2 separate regions of the Mus musculus genome follow, and region 1 is linked to region 2. Evidence: chromatin loops called from intact Hi-C (ENCODE). Cell type or tissue: left cerebral cortex. All regions are shown on one strand. Each heading gives the region's core, and the rest is flanking DNA. Links, peaks and the distances in the headings are about the cores only. Region 1 overlaps Mpo (myeloperoxidase). Region 2 has its middle 31 kb from the start of Dynll2.

The links. Hi-C counts contacts between places; a loop is a spot of excess contacts. Peaks named below come from ENCODE experiments on the same cell type or tissue, not always from the same donor. Only the 100,000 strongest peaks of a DNase experiment are listed, where the experiment ranks them.
Region 1: a loop joins it to region 2, with 3 times the contacts of the local background. A loop is called at or near these places in 4 of 42 quality-filtered maps.

The regions. Positions count from the first base shown.
Region 1 is chr11:87,803,350-87,808,349 of GRCm38, reverse strand. Mpo (myeloperoxidase) reads right to left here. Exons shown (of 14, transcript NM_010824.2): 13 at 4,741-4,952; 14 at 3,938-4,025. The coding sequence ends at 4,748. Lpo (lactoperoxidase) reads left to right here. Exons shown (of 13, transcript NM_080420.2): 12 at 870-1,107; 13 at 1,296-1,922. The coding sequence ends at 1,503. Among named protein-coding and RNA genes, the nearest start is that of Gm34064, 11 kb to the right of the region's middle. In left cerebral cortex, for the core only: a CTCF peak has its summit at 2,722 (motif pointing left); a DNase peak (open chromatin) is centred at 2,725.
Region 2 is chr11:87,947,621-87,965,341 of GRCm38, reverse strand. No RefSeq gene overlaps it. Among named protein-coding and RNA genes, the nearest start is that of Dynll2, 31 kb to the left of the region's middle. In left cerebral cortex, for the core only: a CTCF peak has its summit at 9,985 (motif pointing right); a DNase peak (open chromatin) is centred at 10,000.

The sequences.
Region 1 (5,000 bases), core at 1-5,000, 150 kb after region 2:
GAGCATGGCCAGAGATTTGCCTCTTAGGCCTTTCTAGATCTCGTTACATTGCCAATCAGTATTAACAATCACACTAGTTACAGGACTGGAGGCAAGCTTTAAAAGCTTTGCTCTTCTTTGTATGTATGGTGCTTGGAAGAGTGGCGAAACCCATAGTAAGCTGTAGGCATAAAAATTTTGCAACCTACTTTTAATAAGGGTTCGATGTTTCCTCTAGCCTACTTTTCAAGATAAAAGTTATTAGGATATGGGGGATGTGGACCTGCAATAGTTTTTGGGGGGGCAAGTTTGAACTTCTTGGGCAGCAGTTCGGTCCTGTAGTAAACACCAAATATGATTGAGCAGCTTCAGATCAGTCCTCTAGGCAGGCAGACACCAGGCACGAACCAGCAGCGGTAGTTCAATCCTGAAGAAACTGCCCGGCTACATGTGTGTCTTTAGCGAAGAATAGCGAGGCGGAGCAAACCAAACCGAGGCTCTGTGCCAGTCTCCCACTGTCTGTGGGGTCATATCATACTCCTTCATCAAGCGTCCTTTCATGAGTTTGCTATATCAAAACATCCTTCCACCCGAGTCTGCTTCAGGAAAACATTCTTTCACATGTTTTCTGTAACAAGATAGCCTTTCACCTGTGTGCCCCAGCAAAACATCACTTGACAAAACTTTCCAAAGAAACTAGAAGTTTCCATTTCAGTAAGCCTCGAGTCTTACCCTGAGACTGAAGTGCCACAGATGACAGGCAGCGCATTATACTTTCCTTGTCTTAAAACTCCCAGACTTAACCAGCTGCTGGAGGTGGCGTATATCCCCAAGGGAAAACCGAAGTGAGAGGTTCCTGAGATGAGCCAGCCTTACCTTCCCTCCTCTAGGGTACAATTCCTGGAGAGCTTTCTGTGGCCTGTCCCAACCAAAAACACTAGAGGAGCTGAGTGCTGTCATGAAAAACGAGGTGCTGGCCAAGAAGCTGATGGACCTCTATGGAACCCCGAGCAACATTGATATCTGGCTAGGGGCCGTCGCTGAACCCCTGGTCCACAGGGGTCGGGTGGGACCTCTCTTGACCTGTCTCCTGGGCCAGCAGTTCCAGCGGATCCGAGATGGAGACAGGCAAGTGAAACCATTATGGTGGCAAGAGGAACCTTTCCCTTAGGCAGGGGTCCCCAAAATTCTTCATGAGGTCTGACTCCATACCTCACTATAAAGGGGTCTTTTCCCTTTCCCAAGGATGTCCTTTGGCATTGTGGGGAAGAGCTAGCCACTGGACTGTGTAAAATGACCCTGCTGTGTCCTTGTAGGTTCTGGTGGGAGAACCCCGGGGTCTTCACAGAGAAGCAACGGGAGTCTCTACAGAAGATGTCCTTCTCCCGCCTGGTCTGTGACAACACTGGCATCGACAAGGTCCCACTGAACCCGTTCCAGGCTAATGCCTACCCCCATGGCTTTGTGGACTGCTCTTCAATTGATAAGCTGGACCTCTCACCCTGGGCCTCAGTGAAGGAGTAGGAACCTGCTGCCCACAGCTTCCTACATCGAACATGTCCATGGTCCGAGATGCCATTTCAAACAGTTCCAGTGACCTACTCCTTTTAAGTTGGACACCGAGGCCAAAGGCTGCCTCAGCCTTCCCAGCCCATCCACTCAGCTGTTACCACCCTCTCAGCCTGACGAGACTTAGGCTTCTTAAGATGTCCTTCCAGCTTGTCAGACACTGCCTACCCTCTCCCTGAATGAGCACTGGCTGAGGCTGTGGCCTTTGACCTTTATGTTTCCTCCCGTCCTCTAAGACTAGCTCATAAGCATCCTGAGTCAAAGACCTCTGCCTGCCTTGTGAGTACGACTTGTGGCACTTAGCATGGTGTTCAACACACGAAATGCTCAATAAACATCAGGCTGTCCCCTCCTGGGGCAGGCCTTGAAACGGCTGCGTGTGAGTAATGAGAGGTTTATAATCCAGCTGTGTCTTATTGCTGAGAGGTCCTGGGCATCAATCAGGCTGACAAGGGAGAAGAGTAACCGAGTGGGAGATTCAAGAATTCTAAGAGCAGGGAGGAGGCAAGGGACTCCTGGTGTGGGGGGTGGGGTGGGGGGTGGCAGGGCGAGGGGAATAATACCACAGAGCAGTGAGAGTATGAACTTGGGGTGACACTATTCTGGGGTCCCATGTGTAACCAAGCCTGGATTTCCCAAGAACTAAAATTGATCTCTTCTTCAGTCCTCCAAGAACACTTTATTCTTCTGGGACAGTTCTTGGAACCCTTCAAGCTTATGAAGAGGCAGTTTCAAAACATTCCTTGGGCTGTGGTCCAATGTGTATTCATATATTCTTTAATTTGTCTCATAGGGTCTCACTTTATATTTTAGGTGAGTCTTGAACAATTATGTAGCCTAGAGTAGTCCCATCCTCCTAAATTTAGATAACTTCAGCCTTTTTCATGCTGGATTGTACTATCATGGCCTGACTGACATTCTTAAGAAAGAAAGAAAGAAAGAAAGAAAGAAAGAAAGAAAGAAAGAAAGAAAGAAAGAAAGAGGGAGGGGAAGGGAAAGGGGAAGGGAAAAGGAAAAGAGAAAAGAAAAAGACACTCCAGGGGCTGGAGAGATGGACCAGTGGTTAAGAGCACTGGCTACTTTTCCAGGGAACCCTGGTTCAATTCCCAACACCCACAAGGCTGCTCTCAACTGTCCCAGAGGATCCTATGCCCTCTTCTGGCCTCTGAGAGTACTGCATGTATTTGGCACATAGGGATACTGCAGCCAAAATATCCATACACATAAACAAAAATCTAAAAATAAATAAATAGTAAAATGAAAAGACCCTCCAATGTACAAGGCCCTGAGCTCAATCTTAACACTACGGGAATTAATTAGCTAATTAATGAAATGATCAGTTGGTTAGCTAGTTGATTAATTAAATTTACCCGTCTGAGGCCCGGATGGTACAGGAGAATCATAAGTTCAAGACTGACCAGGGCTATAGAGCAAGTTCAAGGTCAGCCTGGCCAACTTAGCAAAACTTTGTCTCAAAATGAAAAAGGGGGGCTGGAGATGTAGCTCAGTGGTAGAGTGTTTGCCTAGCATATACAAGGCCCTAGGTTCAATACCAACATGACCAGGGGCAAAATTACCCTTACAGGTAAAGGCCAGTCAGGAAATCATTTCCTCGATTGTCTAGGGCAGTTCTGTAACTCTCCCCACCAGCCTCAGATGAGACTCTGCCTCGGGGAGCACCCCTCTCCCCTTCAGTGAGGTAATCGTGAGAGGTCCCAATCCTGCAGCTCCACGGTGAGGGTCTGGCTTTACCTCACCATTCTCTTACCTTCAGCTCCCAGAGGGGTTCCCACCTCTCATAAGTGAGAAGATAGGAAAGGAGAAGAGAGAATCTGTTAATTCACTATGGACTGGCTCCTGACAAGACTACTGGCCAGGCACACCCTTCCCCTTCCCAGACACTGGGGTCTGGTCACTGGAAACCTGAAATAAGGAGGCATCTACCCCCTTGAGGATCCCTGGGCCTCACTGTGCTAGTCTGCAGAGACACAGAGGCCTCTATTCCCTCAGCAAAGCCTTCCCATCAGACCTCAGCTTTCTGTCTCACTGGCTAGCACTCTGTCCCCTCTGCTTCCCAGAGACTGACACAGAATGAGCATGCGGCCAACATATGCCAGAACAATGAGCAAAAGCCAGGGCTTAGTGGCCACATTTCCGTTCCACAGAGCGGTAGAGGAGGTACATGAGAGGTGAGGGTCTGCTGAGCGTGGCCTGGCCCCAAGGCTTCTAAGAGCTAGCTACCCTACACAAGTGGACTAGCCAAAGGAGTGCACCCCAGAACAATCATAACCCTAGAAAACACAGACATACGGGCCACACTGGCTCAAGTTCTCACACCAGAGGGGACCTCCCACTGAAGGTGCAGCCCCATCACAGACACAGAACAAGATCCCCATCCACCATGTTTTATTAGTGTGAACCTCAGGTACAAATAGCACAGGAAGGCCAATGGCCTCCGTCCTTCTCCCGGCAGACTCCTGTGAATAGCAAGAGAAGAGAGTAAGGGAAAAGGAGAAATAGCCAGTTAAGCAGAGCTGGCCCAGAACTGTATCACAACCACACAGCCCAGCTGCTAGCTGCATCCTCTCCTCCGGAGGCCACCACCTTGTTTCTGCCAACCAGAAGGTGATCGAGGATTTGGCATTCATCTTTGGTATTCATCTTTATTGTTTCTGCTTCCCATGGCTAGCACAGTGCCTAGCACATGGGAGCTGCTCCATGAGTGGAGAGTTGGAGGAGGCAATAGGCCCTCTAACAAGCCGTGGCTGATTTCATTTATAAGGAAGAGAATTTATCCTTAGAGTAATTTGGCCAAAGTCACACACAGTACTGTGCTACAGGGTGATGACTTGAACTCGGGCTGTCTGCTCACTGTCCCCACGTTCCTAATATTGTCGTAAGCAGTGAGCCCAGACTCATGTGATTGGCAGGCACACAAGGCACATCAAACATTGCCCATGCTCACAGACCAGACACACATGAAATACTAGTTTATGTATGTTGCATATATATAGATGTGCACAAGTGTATATGCAAATATACTTGTGCACTCACAAGTGAATGTCCAGTCATTTCCCCCCACCCCCCACTGTCACCCACAATATCCACAAAGATGGATTCACCCAGGGAAGAGAGTTCTCTGTGATTCCCACTAGCCAACCAGGTATACCCTTCAGTGTGCCAAGCCCTTACCCAACCTCTAGGTCTCCTTCCAGGAAGTCAGGTTCAGTTTAGGAAGGGTGTTACAGCTGACAAAGTCTCGGGGGTATGTGTTGGACATGAAGATGTTGTTCTTCGACACGGTGGTGATGCCAGTGTTGTCACAGATGATACGGGGCAAGGAGATGCTGGCCAAGGCCTGTCTCTGCTGTTTACTGAACACGCCTGGGTTCTCCCACCAAAACCTGCATGGGAGGGAGCATCGTGGACATTATGTCTGAGGATGTCCCGAG
Region 2 (17,721 bases), core at 6,932-11,931:
AAACATCTAGAGCAAGCAGGCCCAGCTGGGGTCCAGTGAGGAGCCCAGAGAGACAGTGTAAGTGATCCACAGCCCAGGATTGCAGCTTTCCTGCAGAGGTCAAGGGCAGCCTGGTCTACATAGTGAGTTCCAGGCCAGCAGTGCTACGTACGTACCAAGACAGGGAGATCCTGTCTCAAAAGACTCCAAAGAAAAACAAACAGAAAGACAAAGTAAATGAGAGTTTCAGGAATCTGGGGGCCTGAAATCTTAGATCGAAGGATGACCTTGGACAGCAGAAAGTTCAGGCACTTTGGGAGATGAGTGTCTTTAGACTGTCCCTTCGGTCCCTATCCTCAAAGGCACCTCCTTTTGCCTTGTGTCTAGCTGGTTCAGGGAGATGGGCTCCATCAGTAACTAACTATAAGACGGCTTCCCAGGGAGAGCGGAGACAGAGACAGTGGGAAGCCACCAGCCAGCTCTCCACAAGGCAGAGTCCTGCTCCTCCTTCAGATAAGCTGTGAGGTGCTTTGTCTCTGTCACTGTCTATCCATGCTGTGGTCTCCAGTTAAGGTCTAGAGACTGTGGCATTGTCACTAAAGCTTTGGGAGAGAAGACAGGTCTTTTGTCTATGTGATATTTTTGTCCTAGAGCAGGCCACAGAGACTCCCTTCAGCTGTGGTGGTTTGAATACGTGTTTGAATGCTTGCCCATAGGGGCTAGCACTATTAGAAGGTGTGGCCTTGTTGGAGGAAGTGTGTCACTGTTGGGGCAGGCTTTGAAGTCTTAGATACTCATGCTAGGCTTAGTGTGGCATTCACTTCTGCTGCCTATGGATTAAGATGTAGAACTCTCAGGTACCTCTCTAGCACCATGCCTGCCTGCACGCTGCCATGCTTCCCACCATGGTGACAATGGACTGGACCTCTGAAACTGTAAACCAACTTCAATATAAAGGTTCATTTTATTTATTTATTTATTTATTTATTTATTTATTTATTTATTTTGTGTTTTTTTTTTTTTTTTTTTTTTTTTTTTTTTTGAGACAGGGTTTCTCTGTGTAGCCCTGGCTATCCTGGAACTCACTCTGTAGACCAGGCTGGCCTTGAACTCAGAAATCTGCCTGCCTCTGCCTCCCAAGTGCTGGGATTAAAGGTGTACGGCATGGTTCATTTTATAAGAGTTACCCTGGTTATGCAATATCACAGCAATAAAACCTAATAAAAGACAGAAATTCAGGAGCTGGAGAGGTGGCTCAGCGGTTGAGAGCACTGACTGCTCTTCCAGAGGTCCTGAGTTCAATCCCCAGCAACCACATGGTGGCTCACAACCATCTGTAATGGGATCTGATGTCCTCTTCTGGTGTTGTCTGAAGACAGCTACAGTGTACTCACATACGTAAAATAAATAAATAAATAAATCTTTTTTTTTTTTAAAGGCAGAAATTGGTTCTAGAAGTGAGGTATTGCTGTGATAGGCTTGATAGTGCGTTTGTTTGGAGGAATGTGGACTTTGGGACTTTGGACTAGGAAAGCAGTGGAATGCTTTAAACGGGGCTTACTGGGCCATCCCAGCAGGAATATGGAAGATACTGGTGCTGATGGAGATTTGAACTACCGGAGCCTGGTGTGAGAGGTTTCAGAGGGGAAGAATATTAATATGTGGCTGAGAAACTATTCCTGTGATATTTTGGCAAAGAATGTGGCTGCTTTCTACCCTTGTCCACCTTTTAGTCTGCCTGAGGCTTAAGTGAAGAGTTTTGGATTAATTGCATCACCAGAGGAAAACTCAAAAAAGCAAAGTATTGACTGTGTCATGTGGTTATCAGTGCTCATTCTGATGAGGATCTATAATAAAAAGGAGTCAACTGAACAAAAAAAGATTAAAAATGTACAATCTAAGGAGAAAAGGGGCCCCCGGGAAGTGGAATGCAGCGAAGTCCTGTGTTCAAGGAGATAAACGGACCAAAGAAAAGCCTGGTATTAAACGGAATAAGGAGGGTCGTGATTTTGGGGGAAGACCCCACCCAGCTAAGCTTCCAACCTGTGAGAAGGAACTGAAGAAAAGCTTAGCTTAGGTTCAGGCAAGGTGGTGCATGCTTTTAGTCCCAGCACTCTAAAGGCAGAGGCTGAAGGATCTTTAAGTTCAAGGCCAGCCCAGTCTGCAGAGTGAACTCCAGAACACCCATGCTTAGGCAGTGAAGGAAACCATAGAAAACAGAAAGCTGGTGACTATGTAACAGGAACAAAGGCCGTGTTCCAGGTCCAGAAAGCAGCAGAACTTGGCAGCTTGGGCCATGCGGTTCTGGCTTTAGAGTCAAAGGCAGAAGAAAGGGGCTGGTGAGATGGCTCAGCCGGTAAGAGCACTGACTGATCTTCCAAAGGTCCTGAGTTCAAATCCCAGCAACCACATGGTGGCTCAAAACCATCCGTAAAGAGATCTGACTCCCTCTTCTGGAGTGTCTGAAGACAGCTACAGTGTACTTACATTAAATAAATAAATAAATATATCTTTAAAAAAAAAAAAAGGCAGAAGAAAGGGTTATGAAATCTCCCTCCGTGACTAAGGAGAGCTGCTGAGGCCAGGCATGTGTCAGCGGCGTCCCCGTCTGGAGGTCTAGAGAGGCCGTTGTGTGAAACTGTGAAGGTTGAAGCCTGGATTGCTTTGGAGACCCCAAGATGTTGGAGACACCAGGGTTTTACTTTATAAGAGTTGCTGAGGTCATGGCATCTCTTCACAGCAATACAACGCTAGCTAAGACTCTAAGACCCCTTGAAATATCAACCCAAGACTGGTGCTCAACAAGTGAGCTTCAGTGACCCACAAAACTACGTAGACTCTGCTGCTCCCTTGAGTGCTCCTCATGACTTTGGGGAGCGGTAATAATGCAAAATAAATAAATACATATATAAAATAAATAAAATAAAAAAAAGTGAAGTGCCTCAGTGGGCAGCAGGGAAGGGGAGGTGAGGCAAGCAGCAAGGAGAGTCAGGCCAGGGGCCAGCGAGGAGCGACCCCTCTCCCTGGGGCAACCATAAGTGTTGACACTGAATATTCTTGTTCCTTCCAGCCGTACCTCTCTATAGGTGAACCATGCTCCTTGATTTGACTGCTGAAATGAGTGAGATGGACAGATGTCCCTTCTAGGTGGCTGTGTTAAGAGCCAGTGCTGCGTTGCCTAACTACCTGTCCTGTGGATATGACAAGGCTCTTTAACGTGGACCCTGAGTGATGGTAAGGGGGGGTCTGGCCTGGCCTGGCCTGGTGAGGCTGGAGCAGAGGACTCCAAGCTTGTCCGTCACTCACATGATGTAAGTAATCCATCCTGAAAATGCACATGATGGATTTCTAAGGAAGGCGTGAGGTCAGGTCTGGTGGTTTTCTAGGACGGCCTCAGAGGAGGCCAGTAGGGGACGGGCAGGGAGTAGGGTGGCAGATGGCTTTTAAGAGCTTTGCTTCTCTAATGATTGTCTGGGGATGGTGATACTTTGAGCATTTTCTCAGCATCAAGATGCTTCATCAGCCAAGCTGAGAATCTTGCTGCAGACACTCACTGGGTTGGTCTCGGGCAACTCACTTAAGTTTATTGAGGATTCCCTTCCTGGTCTCTGTAAGTGCAGCCTGGAGTACCTGTCCTGAACATGGCGTTGCCATGTGGTATGTAGGTGCTCATTCAGTGGCTGCTTTTCTCTTCTGTCTCACTCGGCCCAGTGCTGATAGGGGTGGCAAAGGAAGGAACACTGTCTCCTATATTCCTCTGGAGGTGCGTGCCCCCTCAGCTGCCTGTGTTGACCAGAAAGTCACAGCAAACAGGTCATCCCAAGTACTTCCTGTCACTAAAGGCTCGTGGGTCCCTGTGTATATGTGTACATACATACATGCACATGCATGTAGCTGAAGTCAGAGGAAGCACTAGCCTCAAATCTGAAAATAGTTTCTGAAAAAGATTTGTACTGGTTCACTGAGACGCTGGAGACAAAGCAAGACACAGGCCATTTCAGAGATCAAATAAGCCAAATTTGAACCCTGGTTGATCCTAGTCCAAAGCCTTCACCTTTTATATAAGGGACAGCAAGTTTTTCATTACAAAGATGGAAAGTATTAAAATCCTCCAGGGGTGGGGGGGGGTTTGCATTGGATTAACAAGCTAGAGAACATATGTACAGTCTACTCCACTGTACACAGTGTTTAGGAAGGGTTTGAAATAGATGAAGAGAAAAGGACTGCCTTAGGGTTTTATTGTTGTGAACAGACACCATGTCCATGGCAAGTCTTTTTTTGTTGTTGTTTTTTTTGTTTTTTGTTTTTTTTTGTTTGTTTTTTTTGTTTTTTTCCGAGACAGGGTTTCTCTGTATAGCCTTGGCTGTCCTGGAACTCACTTTGTAGATCAGGCTGGCCTCAAACTCAGAAATCCGCCTGCTTCTGCCTCCCGAGTGCTGGGATTAAAGGCGTGTCCCACCATGCCCGGCCACCATGGCAAGTCTTATAGAGAAAACCACATAATTGGGGCTGCCTTACACATTCAGAGGTTTAGTCCGTTATTATCATGGCAAGAAACATTTCCATGATGGAAACATGGTGCTGGAAAAGCAGCTGAGAGTTCTACATCTTGATTGGTAGGTCCCAGGAGACTGTGTGGCACACTGGGCATAGCTTGAGTGTATGAGACCTCAAAGCCCGCCTCCACAGTGACACACTTCCTCCAACAAAGTCACACCCACTCCAAGGCCACACCTCCTAATAGTCCTACTCTCTATGGGCCAAACATTCAAACATATGAGACTTTGGGGGCCATACCTATTCAAACCACCACAGGGACACAGATGATGCCATCCATCTCTGTAGAGGAGGGCTTAGTGCATCTTAGTAGAGACCACACAAGAAGCAACGGTATTGCTATCACTCAGGACGGGAACTAAGTGACTGGGCTGAGGGACAGGAGGGAGAGAGTATTCTAATATGCTTTGCTTTAATGTGTGTGTGCTATGGTGTGCGTATGTGAGTATAAGAACCTGTAGAGGCCAGGTGAATATGTTGGATCCCCTAGAGCTGAAGCTATAGATGGTTGTAAGTCACCTGACACAGGAACTCGGAACTAAACTTGGGTCCTCTGCAAAGGCGATATATGCTCTTTATTTCCAAGTCATCTCTCTAGCCTTGGGCACCTCTGTTTCTTACTGCTTTTTGCTTATAGATCTTCCTTTGATCTCAAATTTTATTACTCTCCGGTTTGCTTTCTGTTCCTATGAGAAAATTGACACTTCATTTTTGTTGTTGTTTTGTTTTTTTTAAGATAGGGTTTCTCTGTGCTGTTGTGGTTGTTCTGAGACAGAGTGCTGGGATTAAAGGTATGCACCAGCAATGCCTGGCTTATGTTCCATTTTAAAGTTCATCCTTGAGAGAAACTAAGGCAGGAACCTAGAGGCAGGAACTGAAGCAGAGGCCATGGAGGAATGCTGCTTATGGGATTGCTCCCTGGCTTGCTCAGCCTGCTGTGTGTGTGTGCGTGCGCGTGCGCGTGCGCGTGCGTGTGCGTGTGCGTGTGTGTGTGTGTGTGTGTGTGCGCGCGCGTGTGTGCATGCGTGTGTGTGTGTGTGTGTGTGGGAAGTAAGAGTTGGGGGCAGGTGATATGCACAGAATGAAATATTTTTTTAAAAAGAGTTATTTATTTATTATATGTAAGTACACTGTCTTCAGACACTCCAGAGGAGGGTGTCAGATCTCATTATGGATGGTTATGAGCCACCATGTGGTTGCTGGGAGTTTCAGTGCTCTTAACCTCTGAGCCATCTCTCCAGCTCCCAGAATAAAATCTTAACTAGGGGCTGGAGAGATGGCTCAGTGGTTAAGGGCACTTGTGGCTCTCACAGAGGACCTGGGTTTGGTTCCCAGTTCCTGCATAGTAGCTATAACTCCAGTTTCAGGGAGGATCAGATGTCTTCTTCTGGCCCCTGTAGGCACTAGGCATGCACCTGGTGTACAGACACACATGCGTAAAAATAAAATGAATCTAAAAAATACCTATCTGAAATGTGAGATGCAATATACTGGCAATGGATATGGGGAGGGAAGGTTTTGCTTGGTTTCTCTGAAGTCTTAGGATGATGTAGGAAAGCTGATGGAAGCCATGGAAGGAGAAAATGATGACGGACAACAAGCTATCCAGAATTATAACAGGAAAAAAGCTCTAAACTTTATCAGCCTTTGCTTTCTGCAAGCCATGAAGCTGGGTTTTTCACTGCCACAAGACAGCAGTCACACAGAGGACAACAGAGGGCTTGGTCACTGTGATGGCTAATCTTGCTTGTCAACTTGACCACATCTATAATTAACTAATACCCAAGCATCTGGGCATACCTGAGAGATTTTCTTGGTTGGATAATTTGAGATGGAAAGACTCACCATATGTCGGGGCTATATCTTCTGGTGGCAGCTCACATAGCAGGAGACAGAAGAAAGAAAGAAACTTTGCTTTTTTGCCTACTCAGCCTCGTTTTTGCTGGCAAATCCATCTATCCTGCTGCTGAGGCATTAGGACATACTTTTTGGGGATTCCAACTGAATACCAGCTGAGATATCCTGCCTTCCTGGACCAAATGACTCATATTCCTGGCCTTTCTGTCAGGAGACAGTCATGTTGGGCTAGCTGGACCACTGCCTTTTAGCCATTCTAATCAGTTCTCTTTAATATATATAGAATCATTTCATCTGCTTTGTTCCTCTAGGGAACCCCAGCAAATGCTGGCATAATTATTGTCTGACAGAGTCCTGCATGCCATTTGGTAGGGGTTCAGACAGATACTTGATGAATGCATTTAGCACACAGCTGTTGCTTTTTGCTGTGATAAACTTTGTTTGTTTGTTTTTTGTTTTTTGTTTGTTTTGTTTTGTTTTGTTTTTCCGAAACAGAGTTTCTCTGTGTAGCCCTGGCTGTCCTAGAACTCACTCTGTAGACCAGGCTGGCCTCGAACTCAGAAATTCACCTGCCTCTGTCTCCCAGGTGCTGGAATTAAAGGCATTCGCCACAACATCCAGATACTGGAATAAACTTTTAGTCAGTGCACTAATTTGCAGAGTGTTTTTGAGTACCACTGTCATGATATATTTCTGGGAGGATTTTATAATCTGGAATTGTGTAGGTGAAAATTTTAATTCTGACTCAGGATTTCTACCCTGCCTTGGACCATTTAGTACCCAGATAAAAACCACACATAACCTTTATATTTACAATAAGCCTTAAAAAGCACAAGATCTGGGCAGATATCTACTCTCTATGCTATTATAATCTACTTTCCTATCATAACTCCAAGTTATTATTTACTATGTTTCATCTGGGCTGCTCTTCAGTCCAATTGGCCAGCTCACAAGGCTACATTTTCTTTAATCCTAATCCATGCCAGCTTCTCTTTCTTCCTCCTACCTTCTTCCTCGTGGTCCCCCTCTGACCCCCAAGCCTGGGAAACCTAAACCCCCATGTCTCTTCTGTCCAGTTATTGGCTGTTGACATCTTTATTTACCAATCAGAAATAACTTGGGGCCAAGGTGTACGTGCAGACTCTCTGTCTCTGGGACAACCAGGTCTTGGGGGCCTGCACTTAGATTTACAATAGATAGCAAAAGACCAAACCTTAACAGAATTGTGTCTTAGTTACTGTTTTATTGCTGTGAAGAGACACCATGACCAAGGCAAAACTTATAAAAGAAAGCATGTAACTGTGGGCTTTCTTAAAGTTTCAGAGGATTAGTCTATTATCATCATGACAGGAAGCATGGATACAGGCAGGTAGGCATGAGAGTTTATATCTTGATCCACAGATAGAGAGAGAGAGAGAGAGAGAGAGAGAGAGAGAGAGAGAGAGAGAGAGAGAGAGACTGGTCTGGTGTAGGCTTCTGGAACCAGCAACACACCTCCTCCAACAAGCAAGGCCACACTTCCAAATTCTTTACAAACAGTTTCACTAGCTGGAGGCCATGTATTCAAACATACGAGCCTGTGGGGTCTGCTCTCATTCGAACATCCACAGTTGGAGAAAGACCCTGGGTTTAGTTTGCAAGATGGTCACTGAAAGCTGAGTCACTGTCCGTGGTCCTGAACTGCTCTCCTCTCTCTTTAGGACAGACTATACTTTCTACTGCAGGAGCACCGGCTCATATCTTCTATCTTTCAGAGACCCTGAAAGGAAGAAGAGAGCGAGAAAAGCAGGAGAGATGGATGGATGGGATGAGATAGAGAGAATAAATAGAAGGCGTTAGAAAGGCAAATCCCCGAGATAGTACCAGAAAACTCCATTTCCATTGTGAAATGAACTGCCAAAATCTAGGCTGGGCCCTAAATACTGAAAATCTGAGAACTGGAGAAATACGTGGGGCAAGCTATAACTGTGGGCTTTTCCATCCGTGTTCCAGTTCCCAAATAATGACCCAGAGGTTTATTTATATATGAATAAATACCTCAGCCACAGCTTGGCCTTGTTCCCCAACTAGCTCATGACTTATATAACTCATATTTTCTAGTCTATGTCTGCCACATGGCTGGTTAGTTACCTCTCCTAGTTTTACACGTCTGATTTCCTCAGAGACTGGGTGGCAAATTTTTCTGTGCCTATCTCCCAGAATTCCTTTCTCTCTCCCAGGTATTCCATCTTCTAATCCTGTGTCAGTTCTTTGGCCACCATCTTTTTATTGACAGGTGATGCTTCCACACAGTACACAAGAGATCATCCCTACAGCAAGCTATGCTAAGGTGGGTGAGTATGGATAAGGCTGAGAGAGAAATGTCAAATGGTCTATGTAAGCATCAGTTATAATAGCAAAGAGCCCATACTAGATAGAAAATTCATAATATGGTATGTATATTGGCATATAAAAATTATATCTTCCAGATATATTATATAGTCTATTATATATAATATATATACACGCAACATTAAATATAATGCTTTTGTACTCATTACAGAAATTAACCATATTGAGAAGTTTAAGGAAGTGAGCAATAAACTATCCAAACTATTTCTCATAAATACAAAATTTGATCAATTCTAGGTTTGGGTTGTAACCCAAATCAATCCATCCACTCACCCACCCACCCATCCATCCATTCTTCCGCACTGAAGTTGGAACGCAGGACATCTTACGTGTTAAGCACTGCCCCTGAGGCACACTGTCAAGTCCCAGAGTCTCAAGTCAGCATCTTAGTGTCTTCCTGTTGCTGTGAGAAAATACCATGACAATGACAACAACAGCTTAAGTGAGGACGGTTTATCTTGTCTCACACAGTTCATGGTTTTAGTCCATCCTGGTGGAGAGGTCACGGCAGAAGGAGCTTGAGGGAGCTGGCCATGTTACATCTATAGTCAGGAAACAGAGAGAGTCAAGTGCTTGGACTGTATTTCTCTCTCTTTTGTACATTCCGGGATCCCAACCCAGGGCATGGTGCCACATATAATAGCTGTGTCTTCACATGTCAGTTAACCTAAAATAACCCCCACAGGCTTACCCAGAAGCCCATCACCAAAGTGGTTTCTGGATCTCTTCAAGTTGGCAATTGGGGTTAGCAACTGCGACCTCTGACTTCTCTAAATACATTTTTCTAACACATTACATATATGGAGGCATAAAAATAAAGTTGGTTGCTACAGTTCTGAAACATCTTCCCATTTTGACTTTAATTCTTTGGATTCACTTTCTTTTGAAACAAAGTATAATTCTGTACTCTGGTTGACTTGAACTCACTTTGTAGCCCAGGCTAGCCTCACACTCACTGTGATCCTCCTGCCCTAGTCTCCTAGATACTGGAATTACAGACCGGCGCCATCATGCCTGCTCTCAATCACTTTTTGCCATCTATGTGTGTGTGTTCATTTCTCTCTGTGTGTCTGTGTGAACACAGTAGGCTCATTTGTGCATGAAGACTACCAACAATGCAGCTTCTTTTAAAAGACGTCAACATTTGTCTTGGGACTTAAGGTGCCCAGATAGTTTTGATGCTGGCACTGTCACTATTTTGCCAGAAGGTGTCAGTAGTGACAACCATTTTGTGACTGCCACTGGCCCCACAGCCAGTGTGGTTACTAGACAGCTCATGTGTTAGAAGAAAAATCACATTTTAGATCAGACAAACAATGAGTCTGGCCAACATGATTTCAAGTATATTTCTTTGTTTGTGTGCTATGTGGAGTGTGTGCAGGAGGAGTAAGTTTTATTATCAGGCAGGATTAGAATAAAAGACTGCATACAAATGATCTTGTTCCACATTTTACTAAACATGCAAGTGAAACTTAATTTTATTCAAATCTAACAGAAGAAAAAGAGATCCAAGAGGCTGGAGTGTTTGCCTTGCAAGCACAAGAACCTAGGTTCAGTTCCCCAGAATCCTCATTAAAAAAAGCTGGGTATCGTGGTATATGTTTGTAATCTCATCTCTGAGGCAATTATAACTGGATACTGAGAGCTTGCTGGCCAATGAAAGACCCTGTTTCAAAAAAGTGTTGACACTTTTTGACGAACACACCCAGTGCTCTGGCCTCCCCTGCTTATATACCTAAATAGATGCACATGCATGTGAGCACATGCACACACACACACACGCATAAACCACACACAGATACTATATATAACACACTCACATCTCACAATACAATACACATCATACAGACACACACATGCACAATATATATACCACACACACACACATAAACATTACACAAACCACACAGACACGTACATGCACACACCTTACACACATCACACACACAATGCACACACCATACAGTCATATAGGTGTATACATACACTACACACACCACATAGACACACATATGCACACACCACACACACACACACACACACACACACACACACACACACACACATATATCACACAGAGACTGTCTTAGTCAGGGTTTCTATTCCTGACCAAGAAGCAAGTTGGGGAGGAAACGGTTTATTCAGCTTACACTTCCATATTGCTGTTCATCACCAAAGGAAGTCAGGACTGGAACTCAAGCAGGTCAGAAAGCAAGAGCTGATGCAGAGGCCATGGAGGGATGTTCTCTACTGGCTTGCTTCCCCTGGCTTGCTCAGCCTGCTCTCTTATAGGACCCAAGACTACCAGCCCAGAGATGGTCCCACCAACAAGGGGCCTTTTCCCCTTGATCACTAATTGAGAAAATGCCTTACAGTTGGATCTCATGGAGGCATTTTCTCAACTGAAGCTCCTTTCTCTGTGATAACTCCAGCTGTGTCAAGTTGACACACAAAACCAGCCAGTACAGAGACACACACATATACATGCATCATACACAGAAACATACATATATTACACACTACACACAGATATACACATACTGCATACTACATACACACACACACCACACATAGAGATACACACATAGTACATTACACAACACACATTCTACACCACACACACACACACACACACACACACATCACACATCATACACGCCACACACCATACACCCCACATACACACAAATACTACACACTACACCCACCATACCCCCACACCACACAAACAGGCACACAGATACTGCACTAAATGCACACCACCCAACACGTCTGAAAGAGACTAATACGTACTATACTCCAGATATGCAACAGATCACACACCCTACAAACACATATAGACACACACATACTACACCCCATACACATATACCCCCCCCAGAGACACACAGTACTATACACCACATACACACCATACACTGAGACAGGCACACACTGCACACCATACACACACTCCTCACGCTGAAGCAGAGCTGAGTGAGATGACTCCCCTTTGCTGCCTTTCCCTCCTCTGGAGAAATGGGGTACCAAGAGCTCCCCATGTGCTTACATAAAAGCAATGAGAACCCTAAAGCCCTGGTGGGGCTGGAGGCTTTAATTTCTAAACTCATGTTTTAATCTCTGGCCATGCTTTTACTTTCAAAAGGTGAAAGATTTACATGATCTGAAGAGAAACCAAAGAATAGTCTTTATTTAAAACAAATCAACTGTAGTGAAGGAAACTCATCTACAACAAAATTTACTAATTCAGTGTACAATTTTCTGACTTCATGTCTTCAGCCATGTAACCACGCCCATGATCACACCTGAGATGGCCTTCTGTAACCACGCCCATGATCACACCTGAGATGGCCTTCTGTAACCACGCCCATGATCACACCTGAGATGGCCTTCTGGCACTCACTGACCTTTCTGTCACTTCAACTGAAGTTTTAAAAACAGTTTTATTTATTCTATTTATTTCTTTAAGGATTTATTTATTTTATGTATGTGAGTACACTGTAGCTGTACAGATGGTTGTGAGCCTTCATGTAGTTGTTGGGAATTGAATTTTAGGACCTCTGCTCGCTCCAGTCACCCCCTTGCTCAGTCCCTGCTTGCTCCGGCCCAAAGATGTATTTATTATTGTAAATAAGTACACTGTAGCTGTCTTCAGACACACCAGAAAAGGGCGTCAGATCTCATTACAGGTGGTTGTGAGCCACCATGTAGTTGAGCTCAGGACCTTCGGAAGAGTAGTCAGTGCTCTTAACCACTGAACCATCTCTCCAGCCCCCTATTTATTTTTTTACTTGTTTGCTTTGTGAAACAGGATCTCATGTAGCCCAGGCTGGCCTCAAACTTGTTGTGTAGCTGAGGCGATAGCCTTGATTTTTTTTTTTTTTTTCCGAGACAGGGTTTCTCTGTATAGCCCTGGCTGTCCTGGAACTCACTCTGTAGACCAGGCTGGCCTCGAACTCAGAAATCTGCCTGCCTCTGCCTCCCAAGTTCTGGGATTAAAGGAGTGCGGCACCACTGTCCAGCTTTGATTTTTTTTAATTTAACTTAATTTTACTTATTTATTGATTGATTGATTTATTGATTGATTGATTTATTGATTGATTGATTGGTTTTTCGAGACAGGGTTTCTCTGTGTAGCCCTGGCTGTCCTGGAACTCACTCTGTAGACCAGGCTGGCCTCGAACTCAGATATCCACCTGCCTCTGCCTCCCGAGTGCTGGGATTAAAGGCGTGTGCCACCACGCCCGGCTTTATTTTATTTTTTTACTTATTTACTTTACATCCCCTTACTGCCCCACTCCCGGTCACCCCTTCCCACAATCCTTCCCTTACCCCCTCTCCCACAATCCTCCCCGCATTCCCCCTCCCACAATCCTTCTCTCATCCCCCCACCTCTGAGCATGTGGGCCACCCCAACCCTATCCCAGCATTTCAAGTCTCTGAGAGGCTGGGTGCTTCCTCTCTGGAGCATTGAGGCCAGACAAGGCAGCCCAGCTAGAAGAACATATCTCACATACAGGCAACAGCTTTTGGGATAGTCCCTGTTCTGTTCCTTTGGGACCCACATGAAGGTCAAGCTGCAGGTACACATGTGTCGGGAGGCCTAGGTCCAGCCTGTGTATGCTCTTTGCTTGGTGGTTCAGACTCTGAGAGCCCCAAGGGTTCAGGTTAGTGTACTCAGTTGGTCTTCCTGTGAAGCTCCTATTCCTTTCGGGGCCCTATCCTTGAATTATTAACACAGACAAGTGCTGAAATTCTAGGCATGTCCTACCACACTCAGCTTGAAGTTCTATATATAAATATTTTTTTCCAAGACAGGGTTTCTCTGTATAGCCCTGGCTGTCCTGGAACTCACTCTGTAGACCAGGCTGGCCTCGAACTCAGAAATCTGCCTGCCTCTGCCTCCCGAATGCTGGGATTAAAGGCGTGTGCCACAACACCCGGCTCAGCCCCTGTCTTAAAGTGTGATTTGTAAATATTTTCATTCTGTGGCTGTTTTTCACTTATAATCTTTTTTTTTTCTTTTTGTGTAGAAGTGTCTTAATTTGGTGTAATTTCATTTGTCTACTTTTTTAAAAATGTTATTATTTTCTGTATATGGGTGTTTTGCTTGCATGTATGTATGCACACTGTGTGGATGCCAGGAATCAAACCCAGGTCCTTTTGAAGAGCAGCCAGCACTCTTAACCACTGATCCATTTCTTCACACACCCCCCCCCCCCCAATTTATCTATATTTTCTTTCCTTGCCTGTGCATTCGGGGTTGAGAAATTCAGTTACCAGTGAGCTGATTGGGTCATCTGCTCTATGCAGATGGAAATCATGAGTAGGTAAAGGAGTGGGCCCTCTAAAGTGAGTAGTCCTGGCCCTCGAGTGCTGATGCCTTAGGGGCGGACCTTTGCTCCTTACAGCGGCCATGGTAGCAATTTTTGAGACTTGTATGTGGGTATCCTTGACTTCAAGGCTTGGAAGCTCCCGGGACCTCTTCTAGTAACCAGGGTCCACAGTCTGTCACCCACTGGCCCCGCCTTCTGGAGTCCAGACACCGCCTTTTCTCACCTCCTTATTGCTGCCATCTTTCATCGGCTTTGCCACTTCTCTTCCACCATCACTTCTGCCTCCTGTTGCTGTCCGGAATTCTCCTGCTGCCCCTCAAGGCTGCTGCTACAACTGCTGCTGCAGTGGCCGCCGGTCCCACTTAGGATGCAACTGTCCTTATCACGTTCCAGTTCAGCCCATTCTACTTATGCTAAAGTCACAAGTAGCCAAAGGACATGCTATTTAAAATTCCCTGATGCTTCGGGTTTCTCTCTCTCTTTCTTTCTTTCTTTCTTTCTTTCTTTCTTTCTTTCTTTCTTTCTTTCTTTCTTTCTTTCTTTCTTCCTTCCTTCCTTCCTTCCTTCCTTCCTTCCTTCCTTCCTTCTTTCTTTTCTTTTCTTTTCTTTTCTTTTCTTTTCTTTTCTTTTCTTTTCTTTTCTTTTCTTTTCTTTTCTTTTCAACTTTACTTTCTTTTATATGTACGGGTGTTTTGCCTGCCCATAAATCTATGCACCACTTTTTGTGTTTGGTGCTGCTGGAATGTCAGATCCCCTGGACTGAGTTACAGACAGCTGTGAACTGGCATATGGGTGTGGAGAATGGAAACTGGGTCCTCTGGAAAAGCAGCCAGTGCTCTTAATTGCTAAACCATTTCTCCAGCAATCCTGCTCCTCCTCTTTCTTCTCTTCCTCTTCCTCCTCTTCCTCTTCTTCTTCCTTCTTTTTCTCCTTCTCCTCTTCATCTTCCTCCTCTTCCTCCTCCCTCCTCCCCCTCCTCTTCCTCTCCTTTTCTGCTACACGTTCCCTCCCTGTCATGTCATGTGGCAGAGTGCCGCCTTGTGGCCAAGCTCCATGCTGGCTTATCTTCATTTTTCTGCTCTCCACAGCCATGAGATTTATAGCTTGTTTGCCTGGGAGTTTTTCTTTTCAGCTCTAAAAAACTGTCCTTGAGCTTCTGTTTGATTCTGTCCCTGTGCTCATTAATGACACTAAGAGCCCAAGAGGGGACCCTGATTTCCCCATTATCATATGGTGGCTTTGGTGGGGCTCCCTAAGATCTTCCAGCTTCTAGCTTTAGTTTTGTAACTTGTGGAGAAAACAAAAACTCTTTCTGACTCCTAGGTAGTGTTCTTTCTATAGACCTCCCAGAGTGACACTGTTTACTTGGGAATCTTCAGTAATGTAGGCATTACGTTCCTCTTAGAATTTCTTTGCTTTTAATTATTTGTACCTTAAATTTTATTGCGTTGTGCTTCAGTTTTTGTTTGTCTCGTGATAGCTTTTAATCCCCGCTCTCATTTCTTCCCTAATTGTTGCTTAGGAACCCAATGCTTAGTCCCCATGAATGTGTTAGCTTTTCCTCCTCCTAAACCATCCTGTGTTCACTGTCTCGAGGCAGACAGTGCCCTGCTATGGTAGTTCAGACTGTAGACACTTGCCTGGGCCACATCCCTAACACATGTATTGTGGGATGTAAAACCATGCCAGGAAGTTTGGTAAGGTAGAGCAGGTTGAGACCTGGAGACTTGGTGGGCACACACCTGAGGCTTAGATGACTCCCAGATCCCTGCCAGACTCCTGGCTAGGAACGTGTGCCACATAAAAGAAAGGTGTCCTATGGTCATATAGGCTCAAAACAGAGTTCTCCATGCTAATGAGGTACCTAGAGGCCTGGGGAGCTTAGCCAATATTCCTCCCTGCGAAAGTTATTTAATCTCAGGCCCACCCTGAGAAGTTGGGTATGGTACACTACGCATACATTTTCCACCATGACAATAAACTGTTTAGAACCATGGACTGTCTCTTTTCATCAAGATCCACCATGGGGAGTCATGAAGAAGGCATTCGCCTATAGAGCTACTGTTTAATTCTCCTGTAGAAGGCCTCTCTGTGCTCCCAGCCACAACTGCCACTAAGTCAAGCTAAGGACAAGACAGAGCCCCCCTTTTTTCCCCCGGGGCCCCTGGCTAGAAGCTGTCCCCAGCCCATGGGCCCCTGATTCTGCTCCCAGCAGTGCCTGGATGTCCCAGAGTCTGAGAACCCCATGGCCCCTGCCTCATTACAGGTCTGGGGACCCCCTAACCAGCTCATGTTTTCCCACATCTCAGACTGCGGTCCCTCCATCCCTTCCTCCGTGGTGCCTGGCGCTTCTTTACAGCACCGCAGCAGCAGGTGGGGTAAGCGCAGTCTACTCCCTGCAGAGTTCCACCTCCTCAAGTGGCTGGACTTAGGGAGGCCGCTCATGCTCCAACCATTATTATCTCTGCTTTCATTCAGCAGAAGGAAATATATAAAATGCCAGGGTTGGCTTGTATTTAATCATTTCTCTAAATGACATATTTATTTTTAGAAATAAGTCACGAAACCAAACAATCAACAGTAACTATACAAAAAAAAGAAACAGAAAGTTGTCTTTCATTAGACTTTGTGTATATAATAACACCAGTAAAGGAACAACCCAGCAGACGCTGCAGTATAAAGAAGGGAGCACACTCCAAACAATCCTGCACTGCTCCTCATGTGGGCGTTTACATGCAAGCTCGTGTTTCCTTAGCTTCTTCATTAACTTTTATGTTGCAAAGTAGATTTACTGCTTTTTAAATGTGCCTTCCTTATTGAATTCTACCAGATAATATTGTTTTTCTAGCCTGGGTGCCCCACTTCGAGCTTTTTCCTTAAAAATGGAATTTAGAATAAGTACAAACCGAGGCAGTTGCTAGTTTCATGATGGTGTCATAGATGACTGCCGGTGTTTCCAGGTTTAGAAAGACAGAGTTGATAACAAAGACAAGGTTGACTTTAGCAGGCTTTATTACTGTTTTGGAGCCAGTCACAGTAGTACTCTCCTGTCACATGCATGTGTGGTCGTGGTGGTGGGGATTGCTCTCACCGCCCTGGGTGAACATCTCTCTATTTTCCCCTTATGTAGACTTTCATGTCTGGAGCTCATGTTTTTCTCTTACTGTTCCTGGGGTTTAGGGTAAAACTCTCAGTTCTATTCAGATGTGGAAGAATATACCTTTAATCCTAGCACTTGGGAGGCAGAGGGATATCTGTGGCTGGTCTTTGCTACTTTGTGGGTTCTTTTTCCCACCTGTTATCCCCCCAGTCTCACCCCCATCACTAGATAGGAAAGAAAGAAGGATAGAAGGGGAGAGAGATAGAGATCTCTGAATCCAATGTCTTTCTTCTTGTTTCTTCTTTGAGCACAAATACTAACAAACTGCATCCAATTCCCCTGAATGACCAACAACCATCAACCTTGCCTGTCAGAGCCCTAGCACTTATCTACCCTCTGAAAAGTTCCTAGAATTGCAAAGGTCACACAATCATATCTGCAGCTAGCAAAACCACACCTCTGATAGAGCACGAGGCAAATCCTCATGCAGTCAGTCTGAAG